Linked DNA regions of Homo sapiens: region 2 is linked to region 1. A link is a loop called in an ENCODE intact Hi-C map of the cell type or tissue named here. Cell type or tissue: HCT116. All regions are shown on one strand. Links, peaks and the distances in the headings refer to the core of each region. The heading gives the core; the rest is flanking DNA.

Region 1 (8,319 bases), core at 46-8,045:
CGTCGCCTGTCATCCCTCTCTCCCCTAAACAAAATCTGTCCCTCTCTCCTGGGTTTCTGGGTTGCAGATGGTCCATTCCACACACTCTATGCTTCTCAAGATCCCCTCTCGGGCACACGTTACTGCTCTTCCACCAGTTCTGCCCATCGGGCTGTGCCTTGCAGCCCTGCATGCCCCCACCACCTCGACGACAACACCTTCGCCTCGCTCAGCCTCTCTGTAGCTTCTGACCCCCTGACCCTCCATATTCATTGACCCTCCTGCCTCATCTTGGTGCCTTCACATGCATCCTCCTGCTGTCTCCCCTGCCTCCTGCTGCCTCTTCTCAGGGTCTTTGCGGGACCCCCTTTGTGGATCACCCCCTGAAGCTCTGGCCACCTCACAGCAGCACTGTCTCAGGACCTGTCCACCACCCCTGATTTTCTGTATTAGCTGTTCTTGCATTGCTATAGAGAAATACCTGAGGCTGTGTAATTTATCAAGAAAAGGGGTTTCTTTGGCTCATGGTTCTGCAGGCTGTACCAGAAGCGTGGCGCTGGTGTCGGTTTGGCTTCTGGGGAGGCGTTGGAGGCTTTACTCATGGTGGAAGGCGAAGTGGGAGCAGGTGTGAGACATGGCGAGGCCAGGAGGAAGAGAGAGAGAATGGGGGTGGGGGAGGTGCCACGCTCCTTAAACAACCAGATCCCTATCTCAGAGACAGCACCGCGCCACAAGGGACCCGCCCTGTCCCCCAAACACCTCCCACCAGGCCCCACTTCCAACACTGGGGATTAATTACTTTTTTTTTTTTTTGAGACAGGGTCTTACTCTGTCACCCAAGCAAGAGTGCAGTGGTGTGATCACAGCTCACTGCAACCTCTGCCTCCTGGGCTCAGGTGATCCTCCCATCTCAGCCTCCCTAGTAGCTGGGACTACAGCTACACCACCACACCCAGCTAATTTTTTGTGTGGGTTTTTTTGTTTGTTTGTTTGTTTGTTTGTTTGTTTGTTTGTGTAGAGACAGGGTTTTTCCATGTTACCCAGGCTGGTCTCGAATTCCTGGGCTCCAGTGATCCTCCCTCCTCAGCCTCCCAAAGTGCTGGAATTATAGGCAAGAGCCACTGCACCTGGCTTGATTACATTTCAACATGAGATGTGGACAGGGATGAATATCCAAACTATATAATTCCACCCCTGCCCCCTCACGCAAATCTCATGTCCTTCTCACATTGCAAAATACAATCATGCCTTTCCAACAGTACCCCAAAGTCTTTTTTTTTTTAGATGGAGTTTCACTCTTGTTGCCCAGGGTGGAGTACAATGGTGCCATCTCAGCTCACTGTAACCTCCGCCTCCCAGGTTCAAGCCATTCTCCTGCCTCAGCCTCCCAAATAGCTGGGATTACAGGGGTCCGCCACCATGCCCGGCTAATTTTTTTTTTTTTTTTTTTTTTTGTATTTTTAGTAGAGACGAGTTTTCGCCATGTTGGCCAGGCTGGTCTCAAACTCCTGACCTCAGGTGATCTGCCCGCCTCGGCCTCTCAAAGTGCTGGGATTACAGGCGTGAGCCACCACGCCCACCCCCACAGTCTTAACTCATTACAGCATTTTGGTCACAACCATCGAACAAGTCTCTAAGAAGTTCCAAACTTTCCCTCATCTTACTGTCTTCTTCCATGCCCCCCCCAAACGCTTCCAAGCTCTGACCGTTGGGGCCCTAGATCTCCTCAACCAGCATATCCAGCCTCAGGTCCACAGGTCCAAACCCCACCACACACATGCCCTTAGCTGTTCACAAGCACCTTCGTGCTTACCAGAACCGAGCCAGCCAGCTGCCCACCCCTTCCCCCACAGGGGGCCAGGCCCGGGCCTCCCCACCTGGGTTCTGTACAGCGATGGGGTCCACAGCTCTCTCTCCAGCTCCTTCTGTGTCCTCGCCCCAGAGCCCTGTACTCCAGAGGTTGAAGAACTTGCCGAAGATCGTGAAATTCATAAAAGGCAGGGCCAGAATGCAAGCCCGGTTCTGGACTTGACATCAAGTGGCCACCAGAGATGTCACCCCAGCTTCCCCACCTGCGTGTTCCAGCCTCCAGCAGAGAAGGCAGGGTGAGGCAGCCGGTGGGGGATAGGGGACCCTCCCGTGGCCGGTGAGGCCCTGTCCTTCTCTAAGTACATCTAACTGAGGCCCCTCTCTGGTGGAAGCCCGCACAGCCAGTCTCCTGGCCTTCGCTTCCTCCCAGCGTGGAGTGACAGTTTCAAAGCACAGCTCTGGTTGCTGCTGGGATCCAGCTGGGCTCTGGGACAGTGTCCAGATCCTGTCCCCTGCAGCCTCCAGTTCTCTGTCCACCCCCCTCTACCCACAGCCTTCCCTCCAGTCTCACCGTCTGCCAGCCTCTGCTGCCCTGTCTTACCCAGCCTGTTCTCTCTGCCTCACCAGCAGCCATCCCCCAATTCTGCTGCCCGTGCAACTGGCCTGTGCTCCTATCACCCCAAGCCACCTCTTCAGGGATGGCCTCCCCCAACCACTCAGCCCTGCACCCTCAGATCCCCTCAGGAGCTAACCCAGTGCCCAGAGCATCTGCAGCAGCGCCAATGGCCAGGCCTCCAGGCCAGCTTAACACATGGGCCTTTTCCAGGATAGCGGGCCACCAGCTGGGAACCGGGGCAGCCTAGGATAGAGGGTTTGCAGCCAGGATGCTCACACCTGCACAGAATGTCACCTACATACACGGCAGGACTGTGTGCCCACCCCTGCAGTAGCAGACACAGGAACAAGTGCACGGGGACCAGGCCCACGCACCCCATCATCTCCCTGGTGCCCACGGATGGTGCTGGGAGCTGCAAGTTGCTGCCACCCCAGGGACCTGACCAAGACCACACTGGGGTGGTCACAGACTGGGGGCAGATAAAACAGGCAGTGCAAGGAATCATCTCAGCAGCTTTTTATCCACCCCTCTTGCCAGGCGCACACCTCCAGGGAAAAGGGCTCACTCTGGCCAGGCAAAAGTCACCTCTGCAAAGGTTCTCCATCTCAGCCCTGTCTCTCTGTCCCCCAGGCCCTCATCCCTGAGGTGGAATGTGGCTTCCCTGAGCCTTGTTGGAGCTTAACGCCCTCTTTTTATCCCAGGAGTCTGTCCCCATGGTCCCAGCACGGTTCTTGGATGTGCTCCTGTTTGTGGCCAAACTGAAGCATCCCCTCCCTTGGTCCAGGACCTTCACCTCTATTAATGTGACCCAAGGCCCCATTAGCTTTCTGGTGGTTTCCTCTCCCTACATCTCACAACCGCTGTCCACCTCCCATCCTAAGCATGTGTGGCCGGCTCTGCCATCCCATCCCACAGGCCAGGACCCAAGGACTCTGTACTCAGGCCAGGAGGGCATGGTATTTATCGTCTCTCTGGACCTCTCCCCTTTGGGGTCTCCTTAAAGTCCCTGCAGGTGGCCCAGGGCCAGCCCCAACCCTGCCCCCGACAGTCCTCCCTCCAAGGCCGGGTCCTGCCTTCAGGTCCTGCCTCTTCCCTCATCCCCTCCTCACTTCCGCAGATACCACCTTCCTGCCAGGGACCCAGGGGCTCAGTGAATGTCTGAAGGAAGAAATCCATTTAGGGGCCCAGTGCGGTGGCTCACGCCTGTAATCCCAGCACATTGGGAGGTTGAGGCGGACAGATCACTTGAGGTTGAGACCAACCTGGACAACATTGCTAAACCCCGTCTCTACTAAAAATACAAAAATTAACTGGGCACGGTGGCAGGCGCCTGTAATCCCAGCTACTCAGGAGGTTGAGGCAGGAAAATTGCTTGAACCTTGGAGGCGGAGGTTGCAGTGAGCCGAGATGGAGCCACTGCACTCCAGCCTGGGTGACTGAGTGAGACTCTGTCTCAATAAAATAAAATAAAATAAATCCATTCGGGGCCTGAACGAGGCGAGACTCTGGTGTGAGCAAGGGCTTAGACAGAGCTGGGGGTGGATGCCTTGGGTTTGGTCCCAGGTCGGGAAGCCTCCGTTCTTTGACTGTAAAATGTGAATCGTCTTTTCTGACTCATCTATAAGGACTTGGTGTGCAGTGGGAACCCAGGAGCATGTGGGGGTGAGGCTGGGCTGCCCCATCCTGGCCCAGGACACTAAGCCCAGCCAGGGCAGGTATGACAGCCGGTCAGCAGGCCGCGCAGTCAGGGATGAGTCCACGGAGGAGGCCGCACATACCATTTCCCTGGCACTGCCCACAGCCTGCAGCCTTTGTGCATTTCTGAGGCCACAGTGCCCCCTGGCGGCTGTGCAGCCTACCCCAAAGGACAGCGTCCTGGGTCTCAGGCCTCAGTCTCCCTCTCTGCGGCCCCAACAGCTCACCCTAAACAAGGTTTATTGTTACCATGTTACATGTCACCATTTGGGACCAGAAAGGGGGATCCAGTGGCCCTGAGCCGCACAGTCAACCAGAAACAGGGCCAAACCTCACCCTCAGGGCTGCCTGGCTCCTGGGTCACTGAAGTCCTGCCTGGCAATGCGTGCTTGGGTCTGGGTCCCTTCCCCGACATCTCTCACCCTCCTGCAGGGCAGGAAAGTCACAGTTTGGATGCTTTGTTATAAAGATGACCCTGGCACCTGGAGGAGGGAGAGACAGACAGGGCTGTGGGTCGGGGGACTCCTTGGGGACCACGCCACCCCAACCACTGCAGCTGGAGCCTCTGTTGGGGGCGGGACCAAGCACCTCTGTTGTCAGCCCAGAGGTGGCACCCCTACGCGCCCCACTGCACCCCCGCGGCTTTCTCTGCCTCTCCTACCCCCAGGCTTCCCACTGGACATTATCCCAGAACATCAGCTAGGAAGCAACCTGAGCCTCCTTGCCCCTGCCTGACAAGCAAAGTGAGGCCCAGAGAGGGAAAGGGGCTGGCCAGGGCCCCCCAAACAGCCGTGGGCAGAGCCACATTGCACCGGTTTCTCCTAATCCCTGACCTGAGCTCCTTCTCCTACCCAGGGGATTTCATCAATCCAGAGAGTGCTTGGGGCCAGGAGTGCCTCTGACAGTCAGGGAGGGCTTCCTGGAGGAGGCCCTAGGTCTAATGGGGTCTTCTAGGCAGTGGTGAGTTGGGAGGGAATAGCCAGCACTCTCACAGCATCCAGGCAGCCCTGCTTCCAGACCGTGGGTTGGAGAGGCAGAACCAGGGGAGGGCACCAAGGGTCCCACCAGGCTCCCTCTGACGGCCATGTCTTCCTTTGGCCACAGGACGCTGTGCGGAGCTGCAAGTCCGTATCACTGAGGCTGTGGCCACAGCCACTGAGCAGAGAGAGCTGATCGCCCGCCTGGAGCAGGACCTGAGCATCATTCAGTCCATCCAGCGGCCCGATGCCGAGGTGAGCCCACCCCCCTGCCCCATGCCCATCTCGATACCTGCCCAACTGACTTAGCCTCTGCAAACACTGACTTCCCAGATTAGCCTGTGTATCAGGCAGCTGGTGACAACCCAGAAGGGCTGTCACCTAAAACCATTGGGTTCTCCCTGCTTACTCCATGAATACCACCCTGCCTCCGATTTGGGGTGACAGGCCATGGGGCAGAGGCCACAGGGCTTCCTAGCGGTAGCACAGAGGCCCGTCTTTCCAGGCACTGCCCTGAGAGCAGAGGCAGAGGCAAGGCCAGGACCATGCACCCATCTCCCAGCTAAAGGACCTGGAGCCCAGAGATCACAGCAGGCTGGGACATAAACAGCCCAGGGAGAGCATCTCCTCGCCCACCTCCCATTCTGTAGAGTCCACAGTGGGACTCCGGGAGAGAAGTCTGGGCTGTCCCAGGTCACGTGGCAGGCTGGTTGCAGGGCCAGGGAGGCCCAGGTGTCTGATGCATGTCAAAGCTGAGTGGCTGCGAGGAGAGCTGCACTGCTGCTGAACTCTGGCCTCAGGAGTGACTCAGGGCCCAGCCATCTCTTCTTTGGTAGCTCATGTCACGTGTCCAGGTCCGGGCCCTCCTGCAGCCAGCCTGCACCCCGGATGGCCCCACCCACTCCTTGCCACACCCACCCTGCCATTTGCCTTGGCCATGCTGAAAGGGAATATTCCGTGCCCATTGTGCGGAGGCACCTCCTCATCGCTTCCTGTCACCTGCAGGGTGCCGCTGAGCACCGCCTGGAGAAGATCCCAGAGCCCATCAAAGAGGCCACTGCCCTATTCTACGGTAAGGAGAGGCCTGACCCATGGGAGGAGGGAGGAGGAGGGAAGAGGAGACAGGTGATACCGCCTGAGAACACAGATCCCCAAAGAGTAGTCCCTTCCTCTAAGAAGGTCAGGCCCCCACGCCTGCAATGCAGCAGCAACCTTCAAAGGGTCGGGTAAGGCTAGGTGTGGTGGCGCACACCTATAGTCCCGGCTACTTTGGAGGCCGAGGTGGGAGGATCGCCTGAGCCCAGGAATTGGAGGCTGCAGTGAGCTATGATGGTGCCACTGCACTCCAGCCTGGGCGACAGACCGAGACCCTGTCTCTAAAAAACAAAAAGGTGAATGAGCCCTCAACCTGCCTTTCTGGATCTTAGACTGACACCCCCCACCTTGGGGCCCTGACCCTTCAGCCCTGCCGGTGGCCTGTGAAAGGCTGGTGAGTGGTGGTCAGCCAGGCCTCACTGCCAAAGTGCAGCCGGAGGTCCGTGCAGTGAGGGGAAGGCAGCCTCCTTGGGTATTGAGGACAGAAACTGAGGCTGCTGGACTGGGATACTGGGGGTGTGCCCATGCCTCCCCAGTTCCCCTCCTGCCCCTTTGCTTCCCCAGGGGATATAGGCCTAGTCTGACAGCTGCAAGGGTCTCAGATTCAAGGACAGAGTGACTGGGAGGGGAGTTCTGGGCCTGGCCCTCTGACAGCGCAGACGGGGGTGCTGGGCCCTTCCCCAGCGTGCGTATTGTCAGGTCAGCCCCTGCCATCCATTCTCACGCTCCCCGGTTCCCCTGGCTGTCCCCTCCCCTTCCCCGACCTGCCCAGCACCAGGGAGTCAGACACCATGTGGCTTCTACCCCATGGCATTTGGCAGAAATCCCCCAGGGCTGGGGGACCCACCCCAAAGGGCCGCCTGCTGGGTTCCACCTCCTGCCACCCCCCAAGCCACCCTCCTCTACCTGCTAGGACCTGCAGCACCAGCCAGCGGTGCCCTCCCAGAGGGCCAGGTGGATTCACTGCTTTCCATCATCTCCAGCCAGAGGGAGCGCTTCCGTGCCCGGAACCAGGAGCTTGAGGCCGTGAGTCACATCCTTCTCTCCCTGATGCTCCTTGGGCCCAAGGACACAGTTGGGGAACACACAGGCTTTCAGGAGAGAGATGTGGCACAGACCGTAAACCTCAGGGGGAAGAGATTTGTTCTGTGCAGTCAGGGAGGGCTTCCTGGAGGAGGTCATGCCACACTGGGCTTTGAAAGAAGACTCAGATGCTCACAGTAGAGGAGACACGGGGGCCAGTGAGCCAGAAGGGAGCATAGATCATTCCAGGTGAAACAAGTCGCCAGGCAAGTGCCCTCTTGCCAGGCTGGGAGGCGTGGCCTTCAATCTGCAGGGAGGGGCACCAAGGAAGGATTTAAGCCAGGCAGTGGCACTGCAAGAATGCAGGGTGAGCCAGGTGCGGTGGCTCACACCTGTAATCCCAACACTTTGGGAGGCTGAGGCAAGTGGATCACTTGAGGTTGGGAGTTTGAGACCAGCCTGGCCAACATGGTGAAACCCCGTCTCTACTAAAAATACAAAAATTAGCCGGGCATGGTGGCGGGCACCTGTAGTCCCAGCTACTTGGGAGGCTGAGGCAGGAGGATCGCTTGAACCTGGGAGGTAGAGGTTGCAGTGAGCTGATGAGATCGTGCCACTGCACTCCAGCCTGTGTGACAGAGCAAGACTCCATCTCAAAAAAAAAAAAAAATCCTTCCTTTTTAAGGCTGTATAATATTTTATTGTGCATATAGACCACATTTTGTTTATCCATTCACCTATTCATTTACATTGCTTCCACCTTTTGGCTGTGGCGGATAATTCTGCTGTGAACATGGGTGTATAAATATCTCTCCAAGTCTCTGCCTTCAATTCTTTTGGGTATCTACCCAGAAGTGGAATTACTAGATCCTATGGTAATTCTATGTTTAACGTTTTTAGAGGAAGCGTCATACTGCCATATACTTTTTTGTACTGCTCAAGTTTTGGTTGTGTTTGTTTTTTGAGACCGAGTCCCGCTCTCTTGCCCAGGCTGGAGTGCAGTGGCACAATCCTGGCTCACTGCAACCTCCACCTCCTGGGTTCAAGCGATTCTTCTGCCTCAGCCTCCCGGATAGCTGAGATTACAGGCGTCTGCCATCACACCCAGCTAATTTTTGTATTTTT
Region 2 (8,319 bases), core at 117-8,116, 670 kb before region 1:
GGGGTGAACAGGGGACTTTGAAGAAAGAAACCAGAAATGGAAGGGGTCCTAGTGGGAAAAGGACATTCCCTAAGGCCAGGACAGTATCCATGCCCCCAGCCCCTTCTATCCTCCCCACCCCCACTGTCCTGCCCTGGCCAGAGCTCCAGGCCACACTGTTCCCACTGTAGGGCCTACACTAGCTGTCTCCATCTTTGTCCCCTGCCCATCTTCCTCCACTAGGGCTCAGCTTGACAACCCTTCCTCATGCAGCCTACCACCTCTAAGCCTGCATTCCCTCCCTTCTCTATGCTCTGAAGTTCTGTATACAGGACTTGCCTCTAAGATCCCACTGGCCAGGTCGTAACGTTGAGACCCAACCACTCATTCTGCTCCCTGGGCTGGGTGCACCTCGTGGGTAGTCATTGGCCTTATTTATCTCTGGGCCCCCCGGGAAGGCATGAGAGCCAAGCTGCTGAATACAGGGGCCCTGCAGCTTGTACTGAGCATTTGAGTACCAGACACTTCTAGGATTTCACGATGGAAGACCCTATGATACGGCATCTCCTTCCCATGCCCCACTATCAGGGACAAGGGGTGCAGAGACAACGGGGCCTCCCAGCTGGAGGGACTGTTCAGGGCCAGCTCTGAGCTGCCTCCCACCCTCGCCTAGCCTCTGGCAGGGCCTCTGGCCAGGCAGGAACGGCCAACAGAGTCACCTCCTGCTGACAAGCCTGGCGCTGACAGCCAGGATCTGGGAGAACAAGAAGTCCATTCAAGGCGCAGGGCCGGGCGGGCCCACTTTCAGGTGTATGATCTCACCTCTCGGAAACTGGCAAGCCGCCGGAGGGCCTCGTCAAGGCTTTGATGACCCTGTGCTGAGGACGCAAATCCTAGGCCTGGCCGACACCCTGCTCCAAGGACCAATGACTGAGGCCAGAGAGGGTCCCAGATGGAGCCTGGGTAGGGGTGAAACTGCACAGGCGGACGGGCAGAGCGTCCACCCTGGAGAAGAGACCCAGGCCCAACCAGGCCCCAGAGCCTGCACGAGCACCTGGAGTGGCAGGGACAGCCCAGCCCCCTCCTGCCCCACTTCCTGGGAAGCAGCAGCTTGTGTGTTCTGGTCGGTCGGCTTTGGCAAAGCTGACTGGTGACGTCAGGCAGGCACCCCCTCTCATCCAGATCCTGGGCCCCCCACACACTGGGCCCAGCTGGGGGATGGAGCTAAAGGAACTTTGCTCCCAGCTCATCTTGTTTCTGGGCTTTGTTGCCCAGTGGCCACTGGCACCCTGGTGGAAGGGACCAGCCAGGGGGAGTAGTAGGCCCCATCTCAGCTGGAATCTCCCAGGGTAACTGGGCCTGCAGCTTGCTGGAGTCCGTACTTTTCTGTGAGCTCACAGGGCAGATCCCAGAAGCCAAAACTGACCCAGAGGGAATGGAACTCAGATGGTCAAGAAACCACTGCCCTCTGCCCTCTTGGCATGTGACCTTAGTTCCACCCATAGAGACCAGATGGCAGTCTCTGGCTTTTCCAAGGACCCGCGGGGCAGGAATGCAAGACAGAGCACACACTGGCCTCTCACTGTGACCAGCAGTGGCCTCTGTCGTCACCTCTGTGGACGGCAACACGGGCCTTCCATCCATTCCCCAAAAGGAAGGCAAAGCCACAGCACCCATGCAGGGGCCGAAGCCTCACGGGAGGTTCCCCATGCCTTCGAAATGACTACTCTGCTCTGGCCGGAGGACCCGGGTCCTGCCACCTGACCTGAGAGCCTCTCTCAGCTCAGGTCCTGCCTCCTGATCACTCGCTGAGCTTGGCCTCCCAACAACTGTGATGACAACAGGCTGTCTACTGCCTCTCGGAGCTCCTCCTGCCCTGGCGGGCCTGGCTCATTGGTGCCCTGGATGGCTCCCCATCTCCCAGCAACCGGGACTTCTCCCTCCTCCAGGCCCCCGGGACTCTGCCTAGCCCATGCCCTGGGATGTTTATGGATGTGTCCACTGCCCAGCTTCTCAAGAACAGAGGCTGGGTGTGAGCCCACACCGATTCCTAGTGCTTAGCATAAGCCTGGTCCAAGGAGGCACCCACTGGTGGTTTGCAAAGTGAAGTCTCTGGTAATTGAAAGGGCAGTGTGACCACATCCTTGGAGTGGAAAGATGACAGGCTTCGAGAGCAGACAGCCGTGGGCAGTTGTGGCCCTTGGACAAGTATCTTAGCTTATCTGAGCCTCAGTTTCCTCATCTGCAGAATGGGAATATTAGCACCTATTCCCCTACAAAATAGCACAGCAACACAAGGCTAAAGAGAGGTGTTTGTTGTTTTTGTTTTTGTTTTGAGATGAAGCCTCACTCTGTTGCCCAGGCTGGAGTGCAGTGGTGCAATCTCAGCTCACTGCAACCTCTGCCTCCCAGGTTCAAGTGATTCTCCTGCCTCAGCCTCACGAGTAGCTAGGACTACAGGTGTCTGCCACCGTGCCTTGCTAATTTTTGTATTTTTAGTAGAGATGGGGTTTCACTGTGTTGGCCAGGCTGGTCTTGAACTCCTGACCTCAAGTGATCCGCCCACCTCAGCTTCCCAAAGTGCTGGGATTACAGCGTGAGCCACCATGCCCGGCCCTAAGGCTGGAGAGAGATTTTAGAGAGACCAACCGCGTGAAGCCCCGTCTACCAGATCCAGCACAGGCGCTCAAAAAAATCAGTCCCTGCTCCAGCTCTGGGCTTCTCTGTCACTGGCCTTCTGTGCCCAGTCCCCCGGAAACTGATCTGAGCTGGGGTGTGAGCCTTCACAGCAGCGTGTAGGGAAAGTGCTGGGCCAGGGTCCTCCGCCCTGACTTTTGGGCTCATCCTGCCACTTCCTGCCTATGTGTGCAAACGAGAGCTGCCTTTTCTCTCTGAATCCCAGCTTTCTCAACTGTAAAATGGGTACTCCAGCCTGCCTGGCCCACCTCACAGTGGAGGTCCAGGTGCTGTGTAGACTGTTGAGGGCCATGTGTCAGGTGGCCCAGGCCACCCAGGGACTGGGCAACCTCACTGGCAGGTGGGCATAGGGACGGCTCTTGTCCAGGAGGGCCTGCCTGGATGGTGAGCCAGTGAGAGTCCTCAGTCCCCAGCCAGGACTGCTCTGGGCCCAGCCTGGCCGGAGATCCCATCCCAAAGGCAATGACCATGCTTCAGCCTCTCGAGTAGCTGGGATTACAGGCACACAATCATACCCAGCTAATTTTTTTAGTAGAGACGGGGTTTCACCATGTTGGCCAGGCTGGTCTTGGACTACAGACCTCAAGTGATCCGCGTGCCTCCGCCTCCCAAAGTGCTGGGATTACAGGCGTGAGCCGCTGCATCTGGCCAGGCCTCCAGCTTTTATGGGAGACTCACGTCTGCCCGCTTGATGGAAGTTCTGGGCAGGGCAGGAGGGAGAAGAACCAGTATTTACCAGAATGGATGAGGGCATTCCAGGAGGGGCCTTTCGCTGAATGGAGGCAGTGTGGAAAAGGGGCAGGTGGGACCCAGACGGTGCAGGAGCCTGAGGCTGTCCCTCCAGGCTGTCCCAGGGATCCAGAGCCTCATCGAGGCCCCATCCTTGGCTCTTCTACCGCCCCTATCCATGGAAGCCAGGAATCTTGTTGCCCCACTTTGGGAGTCAAACTTCACAGCTTTGTCTGTCTCCAAGCCTCCCACTGGAGGTGCTTGGAGGCCTCAAACCTGCAGCCTTGAATCACCCAATGCCCTGATGGGCTGGGCTGCAGAGAGGGAGGGAAAGGTTATGGGAGTGCTGGCAGTGGAAATGGCTGGAGGTATAATGTCATTCCATTTGCAGACCAGGAAACAAAGGATGGCAGAGGGGACCACACAGCCAGGCAGTGACAGGTGGGGACAGAAAGGGACACCCCCCTGCCACCCATTGTCCTGGGGGTGCTGCCCAGGTTCCTGAGTGAGTGGTTGGGTCAGGTCACCTAAAGAACACTTGGAAGCCCGCGAGGAGAGGAAACCCACTTTGAACAAATGTGGAGAAAGGCGTGGATCAGAGTCTAACAGCTGAGGTCCCCGATGACTGTGTCCCGCTCCATTTAGGGCCCGGGACACACAACCCTCCTTGGTCCCCTCCCGTGGACATGGGACCAGGACCAAGGTCTCTTCCCCCTGAATATCCCGCCCTCCCCAGCCTCCTGCCAACTGCCTGCCTTCCAGTGCCCCCGAGGACACAGGACTGAGGCTGGATAGAGGATTGCTTCGTGGACCTTTGCTGGGGACATGTGGACAGGCAGGGGCCACCAACTCAGAGCGAAGACGTCACAGATGTGTGAAAACACTGAAGATGGGGACACAGAGGCACCGAGCGTTAGGTGGCTGGAGTCACTGGATCACAGCGTCTGGAGCCAAGGGTTTCCACTGTTCCCAGGTGTAATTCCTCCCCGCAGCCGTGCAAGGCGGGTGCCCCAGCTGTACTCACTTGGCTGCTCTGTAGGTCGCACAGTCAGTAAGCGGCAGAGCTGGGACAGGCCAGGCAGGTAGGCGTCTTGACTCGGTGCCTTACCCTCTCTGGCCTCAGTCTTCTCATCTGTCAAATGGTATAATAATAGGATGTACTCCTCAGGGTTGCTGGGAGGGTTACACACGTTAGTGCACACTGCCTGGGGCTCGGTGACTGTTCTCTAAGTGTTTGCTGCTATTTTTTTTTACTTAAGGAAACTTAACATCGAATAGGTTAAGCAGCCGGGGCTTGAATTTAGTCTTCTCTGCACCAAAGTTGCGCTGTGGACTCTTGTGCCGACTGTGATCTAGAGATTCCCAAGCCCCAGAGGCTTTGGGGAAGGCGGAGCCAGGAGAGGCTGCTCAGCTGTCAGTAGATGGCGCTGTGGAGCCACAAGGGCCGCCCTCGCTGCAAAAGCCCGTTGACGCACCAGGCTGTGCACAGACTGGGGTCTCCCCGCCCTGGGCCAGGCCCTGCACCAGATATGGCCCCAGGAGAGGGGGTGCCGCTAACCCTGTTTCCCTGATGAGGGATATGAAGGCTCAGAGAGGTTGAACCACTAGCCTTGAGGTCACACAGCTATAAGGGGCAGGGCTGGGGCTCCCCACCCCAGATGCCTCACTGAGCTCTCCAGCCCCACCCCCATCCCACCCCTCACCCTGGCCCTCAAGAGGCCACAGTGACTCCCTGGCGCTTGATGGGAGCCAGGCGCGTCCCTCCTTCCCCCATGGCTGGACATTCCAATGAAGCTGAAGCCACCAGCTTTGAAGTGAGAGCTAAACCCGGATTAGGGCGGCTCCAGGCTGGCCTCTCCTTCCCAGCCCCATTGCCAGGCCCACGCTCACCAACCACGTCAGGCCAGAGTCCTGGCGGCACAAAGGGGTCTGGGGCCTAGAGGAGGCAGGACCTGCCCCGCACAACACAGTCCCTCTCATAGTCTGTTAAGAAGCCTCGGGGGCCCCCACGACCTGCTACTAGCCTGAAACCCCACGTCACGCGGGTGCCAGCACAGAAGCTCCCACGGGGCTGGGAGGCTGTGTGTCCGTCTGTCTGTGAGCAGCCACACTTCCCTGGCCTCACCCTGCCTGTTTGGGTTCCAGGATCAAGCCTCTTTATTCAAGGAGATTTGGACTCAAGACTGGAAGATGACACTGGTATAGTGAAGCTACACCAGTTCTGGAACCCGTGTTCCAGAAGGTTCTGGAACATCCACCTTCAAATTAATCTCTCACAGCCTCTTCTTCAGAATTCAGCTCTTCCCAGACTTCACTTTTTTTTTTAATTTTATTTTATTTTACAGAGTCTCGCTCTGTCGCCTAGGCTGGAGTGCAGTGGTACAATCTTGGCTCACTGCAACCTCCACCACCAGGGTTCAAGTGATTCTCCTGCCTCAGCCTCCCAGGTAGCTGTGATTACAGGCATGAGCCACCATGCCCAGCCTTATTTTATTATTATCTTTTTGAGACGGAGTCTCACTCTACCGCCCAGGCTGGAGTACACTGGTGCAATCTCTGCTCACCGCAACCTCTGCCCCCCGCTGGGTTCAAGTGATTCTCCCACCTCAGTCTTCCCAGTAGCTGGGATTACAGGCATGTGCCACCATGCCCGGCTAATTTTTATATTTTTAGTAGAGACGGGGTTTCACCATGTTGGCCAGGCTGGTCTTGAACTCCTGACCTCAGGTAATTCACTCACCTCGGCCTCCCAGAGTGCTGAGATTCCAGGCGTGAGCCACCGCGCCTGGCCTTTTCCCAGACTTCAGTGATTCTCATTTCACCTTCATGACTTTTTTTTTTGTAGCTAAATATTGTTTACATTTATCTTTTTCCTTAAATCGACTCCTATACATATGTTTATTTTAAAGAAAGCTTTTATAAAAAAGAAACCTTGCTATCAAAAATGAAAAGCTAGTCCCCTGTGCCACATACAGACAACATGCATAAAAATGCATGCCATGGCTGGGAGCAGTGGGTCATGCCTATAATCCCAGCACTTTCGGAAGCTGAGGTGGGTGGATCACGAGGTCAGGAGTTCGAGACCAGCCTGGCCAACATAGTGAAACCCTGTCTCTACTAAAAATACAAAAATCAGCCAGGCGTGGTGGCAGGTGCCTGTAATCCTAGCTACTCAGGAGGCTGAGGCAGAAGAATTGCTTGAACCCAGGAGGCAGAGGTTGCAGTGAGCCGAGATCATGCCACTGCACTCCAGCCTGGGTGACAATGCAAGACTCCGTCTCAAAAAAAAAAAAAAAAAATGCATACCATGAAAACGGAACAATGCCGTTCAATTCTGGCTGGCTGCCGGGGCCTAGGGAAGGCTCTCAGCCTGGTGTCTGCTCCCTTGCTAAAGAGGGCAGTAGGCTGGTCAGAGACCTGTCTGCACCAAATCCAGCATCTCTCCTTGATGCAACCAGGAGAGAACATTGTGGAAGGAGACTCCCTTTCAGCATCTTTCATTTGGAGACTGGTCATCATCTCCTCTTTGTCTGCATTTCTGCCACCCATTCTTCAAGTTATCACCTCCTCCAGGAAGCCCTCCAGGCTGAAAAGGGCATCCCCACTGTGCTTCTTCAGCTCCACAGGCATTTCCTGACTTGGCATTTGTCATCCTGGTTTAATAAATCACATTTCTGGTTATGTCACTCCCAATGGAGTGAAAGTGTCCCTTTTTTATTCCTTAGAGACAGGGTCTTGCCCTGTCACCCAGGCTAGAGTGCAGTGGGACAATCATAGCTCACTGCAGCCTCCAATTCCTGGGCTCAGTCAATACTCTTGCCTCAGTCTCCCAAGTAGCTGGGACCCCAGGCACACAGTACTACACCCAGCTTTTTTTTTTTTTTTTTCAGAGATGGGGTCTCACTATGTTGCCCAGGCTGGTCTCAAACCCCTGGCCTCAAGCAGTCCTCCTGCCTCAGCCTCCCAAAGTGCTGGGATTACACACGTGAGCCACCACACCCAGCAAGGGCCAAACCTTTACCATGGCCCACACAGTTGTGGGCCACTCTCTTCCATCCACCACAGCCTGTCCTCTGGCTGTCTACCTCTCTGTCACCTTGAGTCCTTCTTGCATCATGATGTCCTCACTGGTCATGGCGTTGGCCTTCTCCTGGATATAAGCTCAGTGTGGTCTGGTGAGGTGTTTCTGTCCACCCTCGGATCCCCAGGCCTAGCCTGCTTGAAGGAGGAGAGCAGCCTGGAAACTTGGCATCGTCACTGTCTCCATTTTCCAAATGGAGAAGCTGAGTCCCAGTGAGGTTGGTGACTTTCCCAGGGACACCCATCTAGCCGTGGCAGACCTGGATGCAAACCCAGGCCTCCGGGGCCAGCAGGGATCCACCCTCCCCTAAACTCCCTCCCTCTCAGGGCTCTACTTCACCTTGATCAAGCGAGACCTTGTGTTTGAGAGAGACAGGAAGAGAAAAACAGACACGGACAGACCCCTGGGATCCCCGGAGGCCCAAGCCAACCCCCAGTCAGACTGAAATCCTTAGCCCAGCCCGGGCCTCAGCTCACAGCAGGCATAGAGTACAATTTTCCATCCAGACTCTAGCTATGGGGGCACCCCCTCGGAACCTCACCGCATGCCTTCACCAGCCCCTGAGGCCTGAAATTCCATGAGGACATTTCATTGCCCTGAAGTGTGGTGTCCCAGGCTAAAGACACCATCAGCCCCTAGTCCCCACTTCCACCCCAGCCATGTCCTGGCTGTGAAAAAGGTGCAGCCGCTCCCAGGGTTGCCAGAAAAACAGAGTGATGGTGGAAGCCGGTGCCAGGCAGGGTCCCTCCACCAGCCACGCTGTCCCGGGAGGGGCCCCACCCTTCTGCGATCAGCAGAGGATCCCTGGGAGAGTCGCCGCCCCTCCAGCTCCA

The links. Peaks named below come from ENCODE experiments on the same cell type or tissue, not always from the same donor. Only the 100,000 strongest peaks of a DNase experiment are listed, where the experiment ranks them.
Region 2: it touches region 1 in a loop (12-fold over the local background); 62 of 110 quality-filtered maps call a loop at or near these places.

Annotation. Positions count from the first base shown.
Region 1 is chr7:102,268,163-102,276,481 of GRCh38, forward strand. It overlaps a transcript of CUX1 not described here. Among named protein-coding and RNA genes, the nearest start is that of SH2B2, 15 kb to the right of the region's middle. RefSeq lists an enhancer at 5,972-6,805. In HCT116, for the core only: CTCF peaks have their summits at 4,254 (motif pointing left) and 4,466; DNase peaks (open chromatin) are centred at 4,219 and 5,919; H3K4me3 peaks cover 1,837 bases; H3K27ac peaks cover 1,874 bases.
Region 2 is chr7:101,597,762-101,606,080 of GRCh38, forward strand. No RefSeq gene overlaps it. Among named protein-coding and RNA genes, the nearest start is that of MYL10, 27 kb to the right of the region's middle. RefSeq lists enhancers at 491-1,419, 1,420-2,347 and a silencer at 4,909-4,968. In HCT116, for the core only: a CTCF peak has its summit at 4,837 (motif pointing right); DNase peaks (open chromatin) are centred at 780 and 4,790; H3K27ac peaks cover 1,336 bases.